2 separate regions of the Homo sapiens genome follow, and region 2 is linked to region 1. The links are chromatin loops, found by intact Hi-C in ENCODE. Cell type or tissue: MCF 10A. All regions are shown on one strand.

Region 1 (8,000 bases):
GCCCCGCAGGCGGCTAGAGCGCGGCCTCGGCCTCGGCGCGGGCTTGCCCCGGGCCGTAGCCCGCGAGAGGCGGCGCGGGCGGCCGAGGGCACTGACGGCGTCGCGGGACGCTCCCGGGCGGCGGCGCAGCGGCAGCGGCAGCGGCAGCGGCAGCGCAGGGGGCGGAGGCAGGGGGCGCCCCCAGCCAGGATGCTGCGGTTCCTGCGCCGGACCTTTGGCCGCCGCTCCATGCAGCGCTACGCGCGGGGCGCGGCGGGGCGCGGGGCCGCCGGGCTGGGGGACGAGCGCGATGGGGGGCCACGGGGGGGCCCGGCCGCCGCCGCCTCCTCCTCGGCGCTGCCCGCCGCGCCCGGGGGCAGCGTGTTCCCGGCGGGCGGCGGGCCCCTGCTCACCGGCGGCGCGGCCGTGCACATCTCCGCCGCCGGCGCCGCCAAGGCCACCCTCTACTGCCGCGTCTTCCTGCTCGACGGGACCGAAGTGAGCGTGGACCTGCCGGTGAGTGACGGGGCCAGTCTGGGGCACTGGCACCTCGCGCCCCTGGAGGCAGCTCCCCCTCCCCCAGTGCTTGCATCGGGGGCGCTTCCCTTGCACCTCCCTGGGGATCCCCTCCCCCATCCTCTTCTCCGAGCACTCCTCAACCCTTTTTCTTCTTGGGCCACCCCGTCCCGGTCTCTTCCGGGGCCCCACCTTTGGCCCGTGCCCCCTCCTTGGCACATTGCGCCGCGGGGTTGCGATTTCTCTGGCGCCCACCTAGTCCTTGGGGCCTCGCCCCCTCCCCAGTACACACGGTCCCCAAGTCCCGAGACCCCGCCCCCCCTGGTGTGGGTGGCCGGCGCTCCCCTTCCGTCCCTAGCTTCCAGCAGGGGTCTTCCTGATACTGGGTTATTGGGTAGAAAATCTCAAATCAATGTGAGGCCGTCCTGGGGTGTCCAGCTTGTCCCCCCTCAAACTCGCCATCAGGCCTTGATGAGACAGCAGAGAGGAGATCCCCTCGCTTGCTGCTCGGCAGGCGCCCCAAGTTTGGGAGGCGGGGGTTAGACCATTTCTGCTCTCTGCTGATCCCTTCTGGATACACCCCATTCCCATTCCCTGAGCCCCATCTGCCCCGCAGCCTCCTCGCAGCGGGTAGGGTGACTTGGGAGCTAACTCTAGAGTCGGCTGTCTCAGACCTGCCTGCCTTGCACCGGCAGAGCCCTTTGCTGGGGCGCTGGGAGTCGACCCCGGGGTGCCCGGGGGGCCAGGCGCGCCTGACTTTCTCCCTTGGGCACCGTGCGTGGGGTCGGCGGGGCACCTCAGGGCGGCGGCGCCTGGGCCTGCGTCCCGGGCACCCGCCCACAGGTGGTTGCACCCCCGCCCCGCGCCAGCTGAGAGCTGGGCCGGCGCTGCGGTCCGCTGCAGGGCGTCCAGTTACCAGTGAGTCTTCCTGGCTGAAGGGGCCAGATCAGATCAAATCAAACCACACATTAATCGGGCGCCCACTGTGCACCCGGCGCTGCGGCAGACGGTGCCTTCGGGAATTTCTGGGTGTGACTGAGGACACAGCGGTAATTGAGCTTTAGATGAATGTTACAGATCATCTCGAGGATGTCAAGGGAAGAAATAACATACCCGGACTTCCAAGGAAGTATATAGGCCTTCCCGGGTGGGAGAAATGTTTGGACTTCATGAGAGAACTAGGAACATGTGAAAAGGGTCTCAGATGGGAAAATCAGAGCCTGCCTGGCTTGGAGTTTAACGCTTCCCGGTGTAGGCTGAATTTCGAGACAGTTTCAATTTATGGCAATTTTATTTTTGTGGTTCTTTGTGCTCTCCATAAGATATCATTTTGCTATGAAAATACCCTTTTGGGGCCTTTTTATTGATGGAAAAGGAGCCAACATTCGGGTGCTTAGAGCTGTTGCCTTTAAAATAGCATAAAAATGTTACTGTTCCCCAACAATGAGGCTCTCCAGCTTTTTATTCAGCTGGGAGAGGAGGCCTGAGGAGCCGGGGAGGAGGAGAGGGGAGCAGGCTGCCTCTGGAGTGGGCAGCTTGTGTTAGGAGAGGATGTGGCGTAGTTTGCATCTCGGATCTGGGAAAGGAATGCTATCCTTGGGAAGTTTGACAGTGCTCCTTGCCGGTGGTTTTCTCATCTGTTCCCTGGGGATGATTCGTTTATAAAATGTATTGCTTGTCAGCTCCATGAGACAGGCTTAAGTGGTGTGCATGGTGAATAGACCCAAACAGGTACACAAACGAACAGGTTGGGACAGGAAGGCTGACTGATTCCAGCCAGTGTAGCCCTCACTGGAGCCTGGTGGGGGAAGGGGATATTTGCATCCTAAAAGGTTTCTTCACTTTATAAAAGGCTGCTTGACAAAAGAATTCCCCTGTCCCAGGTATTCCCAGGACGGCAAATTTCTTGATTCCTCTATGATGTGACTTAGTGAAGCCCACATTGTATTTATGCGCGTGCACACACACACACACACACACACACACACACGTATATGCCCCCTGTCCACAGGCAGATAAAAAGCAAATGCTGGCTTGTGTCACGTGAGCTCTCAGGGAGGAAAGATGAAGAAAAATCGCCAGTGGGCACAGCTCATCGATTTAAAGATTTATTAGATATTAGGACTGCATCACAGTCTCCTACACTAATCTTCCCAGATCTGAGTGTGTGCTCCTGTAATTAATTCTGAGTTACGAGGTTAACGCCAGGCGGCCAGCTCCCCAATGCATTTGTAGCATTTGCTGCTCCTCAGACCCACTTCACTGGGCTCACTCTTTATGCTGTCCTTTTTGACATTTGGCCCTGCTTGTCATTATTCTCTTTTGTGTTCCTGGATTTTTACCGCTTCCTGGGCCCTGGTGTTGCCTTGCTGCTTGTCGCAAGATAGGATTTACCTTTGACCGTGATACCCCAAGCTGGCTTCTCAGGCACCCAGGGACATTGCCAGGCTAAATGTCTCCTTTGTAATAAAAACCCTCAGGCGGCGTTAGCCTTGAGAATTCCTTTGCTCAACCTCCTAAAAGTTGGCTATGTGCTGTCATAAACCTTTTTATTAGCCCTAGTTAGGATGCTTGTGTTCTGAAATTGTCTGGAACACAATAACACCCTCAGTGTGACCGTGCTGTGGCACCTCAGTCCAGTCCAGACCACAGTTATTGGGCGTCTCCAATGTGCCAAGCTGTGTGCTGCAGACACAAAGGTGAATGAGATGTGGCCTGGAGGCTCTTGGGAAACGCAGGTGAAAACACGTTTCTTTTATTCTGGGTGATGCTAAGTGATATGACTGGCACACCCAGACAGGGTGCTGTGGCCGGATGGGATGGGGGAATCGGAAGGACTTCCAGGAGACTTTGACACTTGAGATTATGGGGTCTCAGATCCAGTGTCCCTTGGCAAAGCCACAGGCCAGTTGTTGTATATAATAAAGAGAAAAGTAGCTGCAATTGTTTCTTCTGACAGGGCTTGGAGCCCCCTTCTCTGGTGATAGGTTGAGTCACCTAGCATCCCTGAGTGTTCTTTTTTTTGTTTTGTTTTTTGGATATGGGGTCTCATCTGTCACCCAGGCTGGAGTGCAGTAGTACGACCACAGCTCACTACGGTCTTAATCTCCTAGCCGCAAGCAATCCTCCCACCTCAGCCTCTCTAGTAGCTGGGACTGCGGTTGTGCACCACTACACCCGGCTAATTAAAAAAATTATTTTTATAGACATGGGGTCTCACTGTATTGCCCTGGCTGGTCTCAAACGTGTAGGCTCAAGCGATCCTCCTGCCTCAGCCCCTAACAGTGTTGGGATTACAGGCATGAGCCACTGCGCTTGGCCCCTGGGTGTTCTTAGTCTTTGCTATGGATAGTCAGCAGCTTTCCAGTCTTTGATAAAATAAAATGTGAATAAAAGGATCTTTTTAAAAAAATCTATAACATGCAGTCTAAAGTGGACTTGCTGTACAAACCCAACTTCCAGATGAGCCCTTGCTCGCCCTACCAACCAGAGTGCCAGCCTGAGCCAGTCCTCTTCAGAAACCCTGGCCCTGCCTTCGACAGCACCTCCCTCTCCTTAGCCTAGCTCAGCCCTGCCCAACCCTCAGGTGTGGTCTGGTCAGAGCAGGGCAGGACTCCCTCCCTCGGCCTGCCCTAGACGCTTTCCTTCTATTAATGCAGCTGAAGATCCCATTAGTGTGCTTGGCAGCGGCACCCACTGTTGACTCATATTAGCTCTCTGTTGACTAAATCCCTGGCATCGCTTTTGCTCGTGTGGCTGTTGCTCAGCCCCGCCTCCCGTTGCCCTGTGTGCTCAGTGTGGAAAGCTGTTAGGATGTGCGGTCGGCCAGTTAGCACTCCCGCCATGCTTTGGAGGGAACGGCCCATGGGCCATTGTTGCATTTGGTGCACTTGCCTCCCCTGCATCTGGAACTCAACATTGACTCATTGTGGTCCAGTGTAAACATGGAGGATTTCAGAATTCGAAGATCTACCTTTGCATATTGCACCCTGGCTCTGCAGCTTTGGGCAATTGCAGCTCTCTGAGCCATTGACTTCCTGATCTTTCAAATGGGGATGTTGGGAGGATTTGGTGACGGGAAGGCCTCATGGTGCAACAGAGTGCTGAAAGGTTGCTAGTAGGTTGTAATCTTAGAAACCTCTCCTTCCTCTACTTTGAACTTTGGAAAGATTTGAAGAAGTTTCTAGTAATAGACATTAAAAAAAAAAATGCTGTGCCAGGCAGGCTAACCATTGCTTGGCTCTTCTTTAGTGGAAATTGGAAGTTGGATGTAGTATGAGAAATGCTTTTTAAAAGTTTCACTTTGGATGTGAAAAGTGATGTTTTTTTCAGCAAAAACAGGAGAATCCAGGTTTTTAGAATTTTAGGACTGAAACCTCTGATCTCACATAACATACATGATACAACATAAAGGTCATATGGCTTATTTTGGAGTTGAAGGGGACCCTGGACAGCACCTCCCCGGCCCATTGGAGAAACTGGGAAGCTGTGGTCTGTGGCTATAAAGTGACTTCCCTTCAGTCAGTCAGTGAAAGAGTTGGAACCGGCTGCTTTGGGAACCCTGATTGTCAGCGTCTGAAGGTGTCAAGCGTAGGGTCAGCAGTGGGAGGGAAGACTAACCCCACGTCCTAACACAGGATCATGGAAGAGGGATGGGGTACATTCCTGGCAGTTGGAAATAGAACAGATTTTCCCAAACAGTGGAAAAAATGATCCCAACTTCAGTGTTCACAAAGTTCATCTGGGATTTTTTTTCTTCCATTAAAATTCCCAGAGCACACCCCGAGAATTTCTTGATTCAGTATATCAGGAAGCTCAACTTTTAACAAGTTACTCCAGGTGATTCTGATGCAGGTGGTCTCTTCACAGCCAGTGAAAAACCCTGGCCCTAGAACTGTGAGAACAGAGGCAGCTACACCATGCATTATAAACTGCTGTAGCAATGGGGCGAGCAATACCATTGCTGTAGCAATGGTAGGGGGGTTGGCAGTCTTTGAGCTGGGGTTTGACCTGTACTTTAGGGAGCCCATTTTTGTCACAGTGGAGTGGAGGGCTAGGGGAGGGACTGGAGACCAGTCATGCCATTGCATTTGTCAGGTAAGGGGTGATGAGGGCCTGGCTAGGAGAAGGGGGCAACGGTAGAGCAGCTCACAGGTGGAGTTGGGTGAGTGTGTTGGGGAGGGTGAAGGTTTGAGATAGAGCTGTCTTCACTCTTGGTTGGGAAGAATTAAGGGACCCGCAGGAGGTTGAAGACAGCTTCTCATTTCTACCCTTTCCCAAGGCTCTGGCTGCCATGGGCACACTGGCTTATCCCAGGGCTCTGGGTGGCTTGCTTTTTTTGCCCCTGTAGGGTAGGTATTGGCTAAAGGTGGCCTTCCACTACTTGCCCCACCCACATCCCCTCTCAGACCTGGAATGAGGCCTTGGATATCTAGTGGGTCATGAGTTTGTGTTATTTTTGGATATGCCTTCTTTGTTTTAAAAGAAAGGCTGAGGTGGGGGGGGGTGAGAGAGGGGTAATGAACACCCTTCCCAAAGGGGGTGTCGTGATACAAGCAAGAGCACTAACTCCCCTTCTATACTTGCTGGATTTGTCAGTGTTAATAAGGGGCGGGGGTTGGCCTGCAGGGGGAAGGGGCCGCAGCCTAGCCTCTCCAGTGCCGGTAACATGACCCTACACTGGTACAGGGCTCTGAACAAATATTAACTTGCTAAGCACTTTCACGTGCATAATCTCATTGAATTCTGTTCCTAGTACCCTGCAGTGGATGAAGGCACAGGTCTGTTTCGTTTTGAAATAGCAGAAGGTCGATGGGGGTGGGGCCTTCCCTTAAATTCTTGCGTGGGGACTTAGAAAAAAATCCAGCCTGGCAACCACAGAAATCCTCCGCCTACCATTTGTCCTCAAAACACGTGTTCCATCCTTGCCCACTGCTTGACTTCCTTTGGCCGGCTGGGAGTGGGCTCCTCCCCGGGCCTCTCTCTGCCCTGCCTGGAGCCTTCTCCTCCAGTGGGAACTGCACTCCAGTTTCCACCTGTAGCCCGTGGCTGCTGCCTGAGGGCAGGGTCAGCTGCTGATTCATCTGGGTGTGTTTTCCAGGTTCGTGTGTGTGCTCTCCTTTCATTTCTCGTTTACAATGCATTCATCGAAGACCCATTTGAAAATACACAAAGGTTGGAACAACATCTACAGTTTCATTAAACACTGTTAAAATAGGGGTGCGCATTCATCTGTGCTTTATTTCATATTCAGATATAAACATGTTTTTAAAATGATGAACTTAAGTGGGTTGATGGAAGTCTCTGTCTACTCCCACCTCAGCACAGTTGAATAAGGATGGTCGACTTGGAGCTTGTATCTCTTTAGGGTGAGGCCCTCGGCTCTCCTCTCTACATTTCCTGGGACTCTTAGCTGGGGTGGGGAGCCCCCAGTGCTTGTTAGCCATCTGCGCTGTGTGCTGCCTGCTGCCCCTCCCTTGGTAGGAAGCAAGCTGCCTGGCACTCTGACCCTCCTCACCACAATTACTTTCTCTTGCTGGCAGGTTAAAGGTCTTGTTGATGTGACCTCAGAGTCCCCTTGCATCTGAAAGCAGCTGCTATGGGGCAGTCTCGACTCTCGCCAGCCCAGGATGCCTGTGACTCTGCTACCAGCCAGAGCTGACCTGGCAGAGTGGGGCTGGAGCCGGGCAGCATCCTGGTGTGCCCCCCCACCACCCTAATCCCTCTAATCTCACTCCTTCTGCAGCCTCTGTGGCCTCTCTCTAGAGCTAGATTAATTTTACTAGTCCCACCTGATTTTAATTTCTGGTTTATTTTAAATTGTTTTCCAAAATGTTTTTGTTTGCTCACAATATGTTTTCTTCAGTCAGCAAAGGCTTACTGAGCCCTTACACTACATTAAGCATGGGGGAGGGGTATCGGAGAGAGAAGAGTGTTTCTTAAGCTCCCAGTCTTGAGGGGCAGACAGAGTAAACAGATACCCATAAACCAACATGGGGTGGTGCCGGGGGTGAGCAACTGAAGTGTGGGCTGGAGTTGGAGAAGGTTTTTTTTTCTTTTTTTGGTAACATTGGGGTCTCACTATATTGCCCAGGCTGGCCTGGAACTTCTGCCCTCAGGAGATCCTCCCACTGCGGCCTCCCAAAGCTCTGGGATTACACGTGTGAGCCACCACACCCGGGCAGCTGGAGAAGGTTTGGTCCCCAGAGTGACAATGGAATTGCCCCAAAGGATGTGTAGGAGTTCAGCTGTGTCTGGGTGGAGGGAACAGCAGGTGGAAACGCGTGGAAGATGGGGGTCAGAAAAGCCCCATCCCTGGGCTCCGGGTTCCTTGGGGTAGGGGATTCAGATGAGTTCTGGCTGTATGCCTGGATCTTAAAGGAGTGAGTGAGTGAGTTGCCTTTGAAATGAAGATGATGTCGGGACCCCATCTAGGTGATTATCTTGTTGAATCCTCACAAAAACTGTGTTGATGGTTACTGTTGTTATTCCTGATTTGTAGAGGA
Region 2 (8,000 bases), 130 kb after region 1:
AAACTTACCCAGGGGCTGTGTTTTATTCTTCACAGCAGGATGATATCAACTATTTAAGGAAACTCTCTTGAGATAAAAGACGTGTATATTTGTTCTCTGGAGCAAATGGTCCCTCCCTGAAACCCAAAATAACCCTGTCCGTGGTTCCCTCTCCTAACATCAAGCATCCTCTGTCCTCCAACCTCATCCTCACCAGTACAAGCTGTTGGACCTCTGCTGGGCGCATGGTGCTATTCAAGGATAAGGTGGAGAACCCTGCGTATCCCAAAGGATGTGGCACTTTTTTCACAATGTTTGGTATTTTCCAGCTAAGTAGCAGGGTGTCCCAGTGTCAAACGAGATGCCACGGCTGGGCCCATGCATCTCGTCATGGGTCAGGGTCAGTTTGTTTTCTGAACACAGATAACAAAGAGCCAAGACATATGAAATCCTCAACTATATGTTACAGCTGGGCACAATGGATCATGCCTGTAATCCCAGTACTTTGGGAGGCCGAGGAGGTGGGGAATCTCTTGAGGCTGGGAGTTCAAGACCAGCCTGGGCAACATAGTGGGACCTCGCCTCTATAAAAAAGAAAAATTAAAATATTAGCCAGGCATGGTGGCACATATCTGTAGTCCCAGCTACTCAGGAGGCTGAGGCAGGAGGATTGCTTGAGCCCAGGATTTTAAGGCTGCCATGAGCTGTGATCACACGACTGCACTCCAGCCTGGGTGACAGAGCAAGACCCTGTCTCTTAAAAAATATGGCATGGTAGCTCACACTTGTAATCCCAACACTTTGGGAGGCCGAGGCGGGTGGATCACTTGAGGTCAGGAGTTTGAGACCAGCCTGGCCAACATGGTGAAACCCTGTCTCCATTAAAATTACAAAATTAGCTGGGCATGGTGGTGCATACCTGTAGTCCCAGCTACTTTGGGGGCTGAGGCAGGAGAATCACTTGAACCTGAGAGGCAAAGGTTGCAGTGAGCTGAGATCATGACACTGCACTCCAACCTGGGTGACAGAGCGAGTCTCAAAAAAAAAAAAGGGAAATGAAACGATATGTTTCTCCCCATGATATATTTCTTTCCTGGTGCCCTCTGTTGATATCCACTCACTGACATACCACAGTGTGTGCCCTTGTTCAGCAGAGTGCAGGAGGGCACTGAGCATGGAAGGCAAATGCTTCAAGTGTGTGGCCACTCCTCACTTCCTCCATGGCTCACATCACTAAGTCATCCTGGCTATCTTTCTGGCTTGGCCTGGGCAATGCTTCAGAACCCTCAACCGCGTGCCAAGAAGCCACTACCTGTCCTGTGCAGTTGGCACAGGAGATAGCCTCTACCTACCAGGCCTGGGAATGGGGTCTTGGTATGTCATCTGCTCAGATGATGGAGACAACAGATGAAAGACAGAAAGGAGAAAAGAAGGCTGAGAGAGAGGGTGGGGGGTGGGACCAGAAGCCAGTTGGCCAGAGCCTGGAAGTAGGCTGTGGGTGAGGCTGGCTTGAGAACAGTCTGGAGTTGCCAGATCTGTCTTGCACTGTGCTGTCTTTCTCTCCTTTCCCTTCCCCTACCTCCTCTTCCTCCTCCCCTTCTCTTGCCACCTCCTCCTCCCCTTCTCTCCTCTCCTCGTGAGCAGGCAGAGCCCGCCAGCAACCCCCACTGTGCCCACTCTCGCTGTTCTCCTCCACTCTCTCTCCCCATGAAGGAAGAGACCACTGGAGTTTGCATGTACCCTCCAATCAAAACGAGGCTGGTAGGTACCCTGGCAGGGAGAGGGGCCTGGCCAGGAGAGGTGAGGTGGGCAGGAGCCACCAGGCGAGGTGGAAGCCTGGGTGGGCGTGCAGAAGCCCCAGATCTCGGGCAGAGCCCATCGACAGGTGCCCTCACTCCAGATGGATGGAGGATTTGGAGTCCAGCTGGCCCTGGTCAGTTTGGAACATGCAGCTATGGAGCCCACTTCGCCTCTAGGTCTCAAGAATCAAGAAGAGTTTGTTTTCCTAGAATTTTGATGAGCATAGATGCTTTCCCCAGAGAGAAATATATGCTTTGGTACTCACCAGACGGACTCTTATGTTGCATTTCTATTGAAAATAAAACTTCTTTAAACTTGTCTTCTTCTGCTATTTATCAAGCTAATGATGTAATAGGAGTGCTACCTGACAATGTGAACAAAATTACCTGTCATCCCAATTTAGCATGATTTTTTGTCATTTTTACATATTTCCTTCTATTTATTCATATCATTCATAATTTTACATAGTTAAATCATAGTAACCATATTCTCTCCTGTTTTCCTCTTTTCACTTAATGCTGCTATGTTGTTTCTAGCTTGTTCTTGTTACCACATTATATGACTATTTGTATTTCATCAAGTGAATGGTCTACCATTTATCTAACACATTCTTTACTACAGGATGTGCGCTTTGTTCGCAGTTTGTCATTATTTGGGAGAACACATATAGCTTTTTGCATCAGGAATTTTATTTTCTTAGGCTATACCCTGCTGGATTAAACATGGTGACTTTGGCTTTTGCCCCCTTTCTAAAGTGGTTGTGCTAACAGATAGTGCCATCAGAAGAGAGTGACTTTGCTTTTCTCCACAGCCTTAGCAACACAGAGTGTAATTGTTGAAATCTATTTTTCTAATTTACAGCAGGTATAAAATAATTCTTTGAGATTGCTAACTTTCACCTTTCTTTCATAGCAATAATAAACCACTTTCTGGCAGGGCACAGTGGCTCACGCCTGTAATCCCAGCACTTTGGGAGGCTGAGGCAGGCAGATCACCTGAGGTCAGGAGTTTGAGTCCAGCCTGGCCAACATGTAAAACCCCAACTCTATTAAAAATACAAAAGTTAGCTGGGCATCGTGGCACGTGCCTGTAATCCCAGCTACTCAGAAGGCTGAGGCAAGAGAATCATTTGAACCTGGGGGGCGGAGGTTGCAGTGAGCTGAGATTGCGCCACTGCACTCCAGCCTGGGTGACAGAGTGAGACTCCGTCTCAAAAAATAAATAAATAAACCACTTTCCCTTTCTGCTTCATGATGATCTGAGAGTCTTATCTGTCTGTTACTTTCTGCTAGGATATTGGTCTCAGAGCACCATGCTGACTCAATAGGCAACAAGAGGAGAATGTACCCCAAGACTTCACCCCAAGGGTCCTTCTCTCACCTGAGTCAAAAAGGCAATTTCAGGCCTATTCTGGCAATTTTGAGATGTGTAAAGAGACCAAAGAAATTTGGGGGAAGGGGAGCAGGCTTGGGCTGGACATCTCAGTACACGTGGCAAGGATATTGTCATCCCCACATGGGGGAGACTTGCTTTACCCATTTGGGAAAGCTTGGCTGATTTGGGTCTGAGCTAATGTGTTCTTACTCATCCCTGCCTCACCCTCCCATTGGAGCCACTGAAGAGCATTGAGTAGCTATCCCAGTGTCCACAGGCAAGACCTCGAGACACACAAAGCCTGCTGCCCCTGGGCAGTGGTGGCCTTGGTGTCTTGCCTGCAGCCCTCTGCTGGCGGGTGGTATGGTATGCATTCACCAGCAGGTGTGCAGACAGTTTCTGTCCCCCAGGAATGTGCACAAAGCTGGTGTCAGAGTCATCTGGTTCCTGGGCCTGATGACGTACCCTAGGCCAGCTTGAAAAAATAAGCCCTTCCATTTCCCAAGTTCTCCAGGAGGCCAAAGACAAAATGACCAAAGAGAAAGACATGGAAGTCAAGAGTCTTTTTCACCACCACTACCTGATCAGCTGTTCGTCTGGCCTTTTTCAGACTAGCTCAGTACTACAGGTACTCCCAGCACTGGGCATCTTTGTGCATCAAGCCATCTGTTCCCAAAGGCCGTGGGGGCAGGATTCTCCCATGCTTCCACGGGTTTCCCTGAGGTCTCCCTCTACTGGCCAAAGCGTACAGGGAGTCCAGTAACTGAAGTGATTAGACAGGGAATACTTTCTAGCTTAATTAGCCCAGCCGCCTTGTACCCTGCCTGCTGTAAGAGACCGTGTCCCAGGATGTGACCTCTCAGCAGCCTCTAGGCCATTCCCACAGCTATGGAGAAGTCATCAGAAGCCACCTCAGGCAACTCTGACTCCCTCATTATCCACCTTGATTGTGGCTTTTTATGAGTCAGGCCTGGAAAGCCAAGCAGATCCCGCTGAAGGCAGCTCCAGGGGGAGGCAAGTGTGGGGGCGCTCTAGGAACACGAGACTCCAGGCTGTCATCCCTGCTGAGGCCCGTCCTGCAGTCCAACTCCAGGCACAGATACAACCACCAGCTCACACTCCTGAGGGACCCTTTGTATGTGCCCTTACACGAGTGATGAAGGCTCTGCGGGGGCACCCCTGAATCCTTTGGTTCCATTTTAAAGGTGCGCTGCCAAAGATTGCAAAACTTTGTTTTCTAATCTGAAGGTAACCCCCTTGTCTTTCTCTCTTTTGAAGATAAAAACATTCCCGGTTGATACAATGAACCCGTTTCCTGATACTTTCACCACAGGGCCACAGTTTACTGTAAGTAGATCCAGAAAACAGATGTGCATTTTAAACCCTTGTTCCCATGCGGTGTGCTTTTCTGCGGGATGCCAGACAGCAAGGTCAACCGCTTCTTTTGATCACCGTTGAACTCTGTGAGGTTGGGAAGAAACTTGGATTTGCAGTCTGCCTCTATTTTATTGATGTGACATTGACATAAAATTAACCATTTTAAAGTGACAATTCAGTGACAGTACATTCACAGTGTTGTGCAGTGACCACTTCTATCAGTTCCAATACATTTTTATTGCGTCCTCCAAAAACCTCACACCCATTAAGCAGTTCCTCCTCATTTTCCCTTTGTTCCTACCTGCTGGCAACCACCAGTCTGCATTCTGTGTCTGTGGATTTACCTAGTCTGGATATCTCATATAAATCAATTGTATCATATGTGACCTTTTGTGACTGGCCTCTTTCACTTAGCATAATGTATTTGAGGTTCATCCACGCATGTATCAATACTTCATTTCTTTTTTTGTTTGTTTGTTTGTTTTTGAGACGGATTGAGATCTGTTCTACTGCCAAGGCTGGAGTGCAGTGGCACGATCTCGGCTCACTTCAACCTCCACCTCCCAGGTTCAAGTGTTTCTCCTGCGTCGGCCTCCTGAGTAGCTAGGATTACAGCTGCTTGCCACCACGCCTGGCTAATTTTTGTATTTTTAGTAGAGGTGGGGTTTCATTACGTTCGCCAGGCTGGTCTCCAACTCCTGACCTCAGGTGATCCACCTGCCTCAGCCTCCCAAAGTGTTGGGATTACAGGCGTGAGCCACCATGCCCAGCCTCATTTCTTTTTATGATGGAATATTATTCCATTGTATCTATATACTGCAATTTGTTTATCCACTCATTTATTGGGGGTTTTGGGATTGTTTTCACCTTTTGGCTATTGTGAATAGTGCTGCTATGCATATGTGTGTACATGTATCTGTTTGAACACCTGTTTTCAATTCTTTTGGGTTGGATCTTGATAATGGTGTGGTCTTAGGTAGGTCACTTTACTACCCTGACCACCAGCAGCTTTTTCTTTTTTGCTTTTAGAGATGAGGTCTCACTATGTTGCCTAGGCTGGTCTCGAACTCCTGGGCTCAAGTGATCCTCATACCTTGGCCTCCCAATGTGCTGAGATTACAGGCATGAGCCACCATGCCTGCCCCCTCTTCTTACTTAAGGTGAAAGTAGTAGTAAGAATATCCTCCTCATATCCTGTTGGGGCAAGGATCAAAAGGGACCAAGAATTTGAAAGTGTTTTACCAACCACAAAACATCCCACACCTGTCAGTTATGATTGTTGTTTCTCAAGGCTGGAGAGGCAGGGTGCTGTGATGAACAAGAACCAGTCACCCTGACAACAGACTTCTTGTCACCACCTCTCTGGGTGTCACTGGGCAGCTTATTTATTCTGCCAAGGCTAGGCACAGTGGCTCATGCCTGTAATCCCAGCACTTTAGGAGGCTGAGGTGGGAGGATCGCTTGAGACCAGAAGTTCGAGATCAACCTGGGCAACATAGAGAGACCCTGTCCCTACAAAATAATAATAATAATAAATTAGCTGCCTGTAGTCCCAGTTACCCAGGAGGCTGAGGCGGGAGGATCTCTGGAGCCCAGGAGGCTGACGCTGCAGTGATCTATGACTGCACCACTGGATTCCAGCCTGGGCAACAGAGTGAGACCCTGTCTTGATTTTTTAAAAAATTCTGCCAAATGTTTAAATCCTGTAGTTTCCTCATCTACAAAGAGAGAGTTTGATAATGTTCATGCTTCTTTTCAGGGCTCAACTCATTCTTTAAATGAAAGCTTCTGCAGAAGCTCACTGTATAATGAGCAATTAGATGGAGCAGAAGTGAGGAATCTGGGGTCCACACCTCCTTCCTCTCACTCTGTCCTCCTCCCGGGAACCAGAGCTTGCAATTTCTATGATCCCTGAAGCTCCTTCCGAAGGGTTTTTGTGCCATCTGGAGGATCTGTGAGGTGGGCTGTGGGTGGCTAAAGGTAGCTCTAAGTGCAGTCTTACGAGATGGATGATGGCCACTACCCAACATGGCTTCAGCCACACAGGGAGGGAGAGAGCAGTGGCTGATTCAAGTTTCAGAGGATGAGCAGAGGTGGGAAGGTGTCCAGCAGGGCAGGCGGAGGGAAAAACAGGTTCCTAGAACAGTCCATTTCTAGGGTCATGAGCTGCTTCCAGCATCTGCCTTTTAAGAATGAGAGGGCAGAGACATGGGGCTCTGCCAGAATGTTAGATGCTCTTTCCCTGACACTCGTCCTGGCTCCCTGCAGTCTTGCTGGACACAGCTCCCCAGCTGGAAGCTCCGGCTCCACCTCCCTTGGTTGGCCATAGTGGGGCACTCTGGCCTTCTGCCCAGCCTTGGCAGTGCTGTGAGACACTCAGGGAAGCCCTTCCCGAAAGCTGGGGGCCAAGATGGAGCAGGAAGCCAATGGCAGAAACCATGCTGGGACTTTTAAGAACTGAGCAAGAGTGGCTCGAAGACAGCTGGAGCAGCAGAGGGAACAGCATGAGCCAGACCCCCAGGGCGGGCGGGGTCATCACACATTCAAGGGACTGAAAAACAGGCCAGTGGGACTGGGATGCGGAAAGCAAGCAGGGCTGGGTGAGAGAGGAGGAAGGGGATGTAGGTGGTGATAAAACTGGAGGGGCACAACCATGTTGGCCTTGTAGGCCACAGTAGGGATTCTGATCTCCATCCTACGAGCAACAGGAAATCTTTGAGGGACTTTGAGCAGGGCAGTGACAGGGCAGATGCACTTGGAAGGGATCCCTGTGATCACAGTGGGAGGACAGTGGCATCCAGGCAGAGTGGATTCAGGACAGTAGCCTGGAAACGCAGGACAGTGGCTTAAGGGAGAGAGAGCAGAAAGCTTGACCCACAGTGGTTTTGCTGGTGGAGGTGGACAGAAGTGCACAGATAGGGAAGATATTTAGGAGGCTGGTAAGATTCAGGATTAGATGAGGCAGAGAGAGGGTCAGAAATGGTTCCCATATTTCTGATTTGCAGAATGTGGATGGACAGTGGGTCCATTCACTGAGATAAAGAAACTTGGAAAAAGACTTGGTTGGGAGAGATGAGTTTGCCTTTGGCCATGATGGATTAGAAATGCCTTTGAAACATCCAGGTGGACACAATGAATGGGCAGTTGGAAATCCAAGTCTGTAACTCAAGAGAGTGGACTAGACTGGAAACAATGACTAGGGAGGCAGTGACAGGTAGATGGTAACAGAAGCCAAGCTCATGGGCTTCAGCTTCTCAATTTTCTCACCCCTGTGTGTAGTGTTCTCATCTCCTTCCTGCCAAGATCATGACACTTGAACTTTCTGCAGGTTTGGCCTCTCCACAGGCCTCCAGACCTATCCTGGCGACAGTGACAGGGGTTGTTTAGCAGCGCTGGGAAGCTCTGCACAAAGTTGGTCTGGCAGTCGATCTAGCATTGATGGAGCTGGGTTTCAACAGCTGGGCTCTTGC

What was found. Peaks named below come from ENCODE experiments on the same cell type or tissue, not always from the same donor. Only the 100,000 strongest peaks of a DNase experiment are listed, where the experiment ranks them.
Region 2: a loop joins it to region 1, with 5 times the contacts of the local background. A loop is called at or near these places in 53 of 110 quality-filtered maps.

The regions. Positions count from the first base shown.
Region 1 is chr9:109,312,636-109,320,635 of GRCh38, reverse strand. It overlaps EPB41L4B (erythrocyte membrane protein band 4.1 like 4B), which reads left to right. Exons shown (of 26, transcript NM_019114.5): 1 at 1-495. The coding sequence starts at 190. Among named protein-coding and RNA genes, the nearest start is that of EPB41L4B, 4.4 kb to the left of the region's middle. RefSeq lists a silencer at 107-216. In MCF 10A, no CTCF peak of the experiment used is centred here; DNase peaks (open chromatin) are centred at 2,245 and 4,125.
Region 2 is chr9:109,179,229-109,187,228 of GRCh38, reverse strand. It overlaps EPB41L4B (erythrocyte membrane protein band 4.1 like 4B), which reads left to right. Exons shown (of 26, transcript NM_019114.5): 23 at 1,624-1,740; 24 at 4,432-4,500. Among named protein-coding and RNA genes, the nearest start is that of FRRS1L, 16 kb to the right of the region's middle. RefSeq lists an enhancer at 1,213-1,712 and a silencer at 6,706-7,000. In MCF 10A, a CTCF peak has its summit at 3,479 (motif pointing left); a DNase peak (open chromatin) is centred at 3,868.